Linked DNA regions of Homo sapiens: region 1 is linked to region 2. The links are chromatin loops, found by intact Hi-C in ENCODE. Cell type or tissue: prostate gland. All regions are shown on one strand. Region 1 overlaps TLR3 (toll like receptor 3). Region 2 overlaps FAT1 (FAT atypical cadherin 1).

Evidence for each region. Peaks named below come from ENCODE experiments on the same cell type or tissue, not always from the same donor. Only the 100,000 strongest peaks of a DNase experiment are listed, where the experiment ranks them.
Region 1: it touches region 2 in a loop (5-fold over the local background); 15 of 110 quality-filtered maps call a loop at or near these places.

The regions. Positions count from the first base shown.
Region 1 is chr4:186,078,054-186,080,553 of GRCh38, reverse strand. TLR3 (toll like receptor 3) reads right to left here. Exons shown (of 5, transcript NM_003265.3): 3 at 1,523-1,714. Among named protein-coding and RNA genes, the nearest start is that of TLR3, 10 kb to the right of the region's middle. In prostate gland, no CTCF peak of the experiment used is centred here; a DNase peak (open chromatin) is centred at 1,063.
Region 2 is chr4:186,586,260-186,588,759 of GRCh38, reverse strand. It overlaps FAT1 (FAT atypical cadherin 1), which reads left to right. Exons shown (of 27, transcript NM_005245.4): 27 at 1-966. The coding sequence ends at 168. Among named protein-coding and RNA genes, the nearest start is that of MTNR1A, 32 kb to the right of the region's middle. RefSeq lists an enhancer at 1-617. In prostate gland, a CTCF peak has its summit at 1,130 (motif pointing right); a DNase peak (open chromatin) is centred at 1,139.

The DNA of each region.
Region 1 (2,500 bases), 510 kb after region 2:
ATAAAATATTTTTAAAAATTTATCACAGCACTTGACACACAGTTAAGTGCCTTAACAGTGTGAATTTCAGTACAGTAAGAATTTAAGCTATCGTTTTTCCTTATAATTATTTGGAGAAAAGCCAGGGATAAATATACCCAAATGCTAACAGTGGTTGTTTCTGACTATGGACATTTGAGTGATTTTTTAAAATCACCCCTTATTATTATTTTCTCATTTATTCATATATTTAATAAGATTACTACAATAAATGTCTTAATCATAGAAAAATGCAGTTTAAAAAATAAAATGAAGAGCTTGCACAAAACATCTTAATATCTTAGGATAAATTTGTACGCCATTTATTTTTATGTCTGAAAAAAAAAATAGAGTTGTAATTAAGGATTTCCAGTAGTCTTATAGCCTGGAACAAAATGAGTGTAAAATACAGACAAACCTGTATGTGAAAATGCAGAGTCCTATTTAGGGAAAAGTAGTCAGTTGGCGGGACCGAGAGAAAGCAAAAGAGCAGGTAAATTATTAGTCTGTCTTCATGATCCAGGACACGTAGCCCTCCTGTGCAAATAACTGACAATCTTCCTGTGCCCAGCTATCACCAGGCCCCTGCGAGTTAGCCCACTGCAACCTGGGCGCTGTCAGTGCAGCTCAAAGCCCTCTTCAGCACACAGCATAAACAAGACCCTGTAAAATCCCCAGCAAGCCTTTGTTTCTTTGCAGTCAGCTTCTCTTGCTGATATGCCCGTTGCCTTCTCGCAATGTAGTTTCCTACTTTCACGAATAAATGTGCCTTTCTCCACCTGCAACTGTCTTGGTAAATTCTTTTACCCCTGTGCCACCGGTCCAGATAGTTGTTGCTCTCCCGTGACAGAAAATGATTAGCTTGAAGATCATGATTCCAAAAAGAGACAGTCCTGTCAGTTATTTAAGCTGACTTCATTATAGGAAGGTTTTTATAACCACATACTGCTGCTGATCATTTCCTGAGCACTGCCTACGCCAGACACGGTCCTAAATTCTTTACCACACAGTCCTATGAAGCAGAGTCATTATCACGCCCATTTGAAAGCTGGGAGGCTAGAGAGGGAGAACTTGAATAACTTGCCTGATAACATGATTGTTAAAAGACAAAGCCCAGAGACCAAGCCAGCTAACCCGACTGTGAACCTGGGGCTCTTGACCATCGTACTCTTTAATTAATAACTCTGTCAGAGAGTTTGTGTGAGAGAGCACTATTTCCACTTTATAAGTGAGGACACAGACTCAGAGATGTTAAGGATGTTCGCAAGGTCACGGCACAGGGGTTCCACCCAGTGCTGCAGGGCGGCAGAGTCCCGTCTCCCGACCTCTCCTGGGGCTGCCTGAGCTCTCAGGAGGATGACACCAATGCCCCCAAGCAGTAGGTGGGAAGGATTGCTGGAAGACAGGCAGAGGCTAGAGAGCATTACATTCCTGTGTATGTGACACAGATAGGGACTATCCACCTTAAAGGCAGAATGCAAAATAATTTTACCTTACTTCTTACCTCTTTAATTTGATTCGATGACAACTCTAATTTTTTTAAAGATGAATTGGCAAAGATATCCAGTTCTTCACTTTTTAGCGCTTGAATTTTATTGTTTGATAATAGAAGCTCTTGGAGATTTTCCAGCTGAACCTGAGTTCCTAATTTTGTAGATGACAAGCCATTATGAGACAGATCTAATGTGATTAAATTCTGAAGGGAAAAAATAATATGCATATGTTAGAGTCTTGCTGTCAAAAACAGTTCTTTTAAATGTAAGTACATCTGAAAAATACTTCAACAGCAAAATCAACACCTCTCTATTATTCTGTAGAATACTAACAGTAAGCATAATAAAAAATCTTTGATCTGATTAATCTTTGTTACGTTATAATCTTTGTGATGGTCACCCTTGCAACCATTGTAGGAAGGATTTTATTTCTTACTTCAAGAATCATTTTATTTCTCTTACCAAAATAAAAAAGACTTAAGCTTATTTATGATATAAGGAACATTGCTAATTTATGAACTTATTTATCATAACCTTTTACTTATGATGCAAGAAATTTTCACATGGCTTATCAAACACACAGTGTCATGCTTTAACCTTGAAAATAAGTATCAGAAAAAAGAACAGAATGTTTTCTTAAAAAGCATGAGAATTTTGCCATCTATGAAATTTTAAATAGATTTTTATACTGAGAAAGGGTCATATTATATAAATTTTGAGTCATGACTAGTACAGAATATTAAGTTTTGTTTGCTTTATCAGTACTGTGGGATGTTTTTATCACCCTTTGCTATTTTTGAATATGTATGCTTCAAATTCAGGCAAAAGGTAAGGGAAAGCGATACCAGTTAAGGCAAAGTCTAATGTAATCGCTGTTAACGAGAAGCAGGTTTTTTAATTTAAGTCTTTACAAAAATAACATTTTGCAATGATTTCTCTAGCCAGATTTTGAGGCCTTTGTATTCAAAGATATTTCATCCACATTAGAC
Region 2 (2,500 bases):
AGCATGCCCATGTCTGTGTACGCCTCCACCGCCTCCTGCTCTGACGTGTCAGCCTGCTGCGAAGTGGAGTCCGAGGTCATGATGAGTGACTATGAGAGCGGGGACGACGGCCACTTCGAAGAGGTGACGATCCCGCCCCTGGATTCCCAGCAGCACACGGAAGTCTGACTCTCAACTCCCCCCAAAGTGCCTGACTTTAGTGAACCTAGAGGTGATGTGAGTAATCCGCGCTGTTCTTTGCAGCAGTGCTTCCAAGCTTTTTTTGGTGAGCCGAATGGGCATGGCTGCGCTGGATCCTGCGCCTCTGGACGTGCTAGCCATTTCCAGTGTCCCAACTACTGTCATCGTGAGGTTTTCATCGGCTGTGCCATTTCCCAACGTCTTTTGGGATTTACATCTGTCTGTGTTAAAATAATCAAACGAAAAATCAGTCCTGTGTTGTCAGCATGATTCATGTATTTATATAGATTTGATTATTTTAATTTTCCTGTCTCTTTTTTTTGTAAATTTTATGTACAGATTTGATTTTTCATAGTTTTAACTAGATTTCCAAGATATTTTGTGCATTTGTTTCAACTGAATTTTGGTGGTGTCAGTGCCATTATCTAGCACCCTGATTTTTTTTTTTTTACTATAACCAGGGTTTCATTCTGTCTTTTTCCACTGAAGTGTGACATTTTGTTAGTACATTTCAGTGTAGTCATTCATTTCTAGCTGTACATAGGATGAAGGAGAGATCAGATACATGAACATGTCTTACATGGGTTGCTGTATTTAGAATTATAAACATTTTTCATTATTGGAAAGTGTAACGGGGACCTTCTGCATACCTGTTTAGAACCAAAACCACCATGACACAGTTTTTATAGTGTCTGTATATTTGTGATGCAATGGTCTTGTAAAGGTTTTTAATGAAAACTACCATTAGCCAGTCTTTCTTACTGACAATAAATTATTAATAAAATACTTGAGCTTTATGCCTCTTTTTCCTTCCCATTGATACTCCTGTTCAGGATTCAGTGGCTGAGATAGAAGAATGGATGAATGGAAGGGTGGATATTGATGTATTTGCTTTTAGTGGACAAGGCGTAAATGTGAAAATCCTCTCTACCCTGACCAAAAGCCCTGCTGTCCAAGCGGAGCCAGCCACCAGGTGGCAGTATATAGCTACTTGATACGGCTCAAAACTATAGCCACAAAAGTAAAAAGCATAACTTTTTAATATTTTTAAACAAAACCAAGAAAATTTTATACATTTTTAATTAGTATGAATTTATTGGTTGTAATTTTAATGCTTACATGTTTTTCACCTTTGTCAATGTTTTATATCAAAAACAGTCTCTGTGAAGCATTATACCTTTCTGTTGTCAACTTACACAGTACTGTATGATTTAATGTGAGATCCAGAAGCTATTTTTTATATATTTTTATACAGTCAAAATCCATCCCTACTTCCAACACATTTATTGAGTACTTACTATATGCCACTATGATATGAATGACAAACAATTAAGCTTTCTTAGAACTTTGGAGAAACATGTTTTCCCTTTAAGTAAATGCCTTTTTATCAAATAATATAAATACATAGTTTAAAAACATCAAAGAGAGCTAAAATATATATAATAAAACAGCAGTCCCATGCAACCTGCTGTACCCAGTTACAACTCCTTAAGCTGTTTTTCTCATTCTTCCTTTCATATTTTCAAATGTATATATTATTCTTTCTTGAGTCACTAAATTTAGAAATTGCCTGTTGACTCCCTATGATGTTGGAGGAAGACCATGTAACCTAATAGACCTCCACTGATCTTGTTTTCCTACCATTAGTTATAATTTTTGGATTAATCCATATACAGCGTTTCCATTATTTTGATTATGTAAGTATTCACTGCTGTGCCAAGCAGTATATGATGTTTATTTTCATTTACTTAGCAACTTTCTTTTTTTAACAATTGTCTTTTTATTTTACTCATTTTTTAAACTTGTGACTATTCATGTATTCAGAAAACATTTTCCCTCAATAATACTATATTATTTTGCCTGAACAGACAGACAAAAGTCCTCCGTCATCTTGGAATTTACATTTGGTGGGGACAGGTGGTAGGAGGAGATGATCAGGAGATACATGGTAGTGTTTATAGTAGTGAGTGCTGAGGAGAGAGACTGTGATTGAGGAAGGAATGTGTGAGATTGTGATGGGAAGGGACGGGGAAGGGGTTGTGATGGGAAGGGACATTCTGAGAAGACAGGAGGCCTCAGTGGCAAGCGGCATTTGAGTCCAACCTTGAAGTTGATGAGGAAGAATACCACGTGGTTTCTCTGAGAACTGTTCCAGGCAGACAGATTAGCTGCTACTGTAAAGGGAGGAGTGTGAGAACGCCCAAGAAAAACACAAGTGCAGCCTGTCATGTACATGGTCACAGCAGGAAGTCTGTCCGCTCCTTTTTTTCCCTTGGACATTCTCCTCAGGGAACCCCTCGGCTTGGTGGCCCAGACTCCA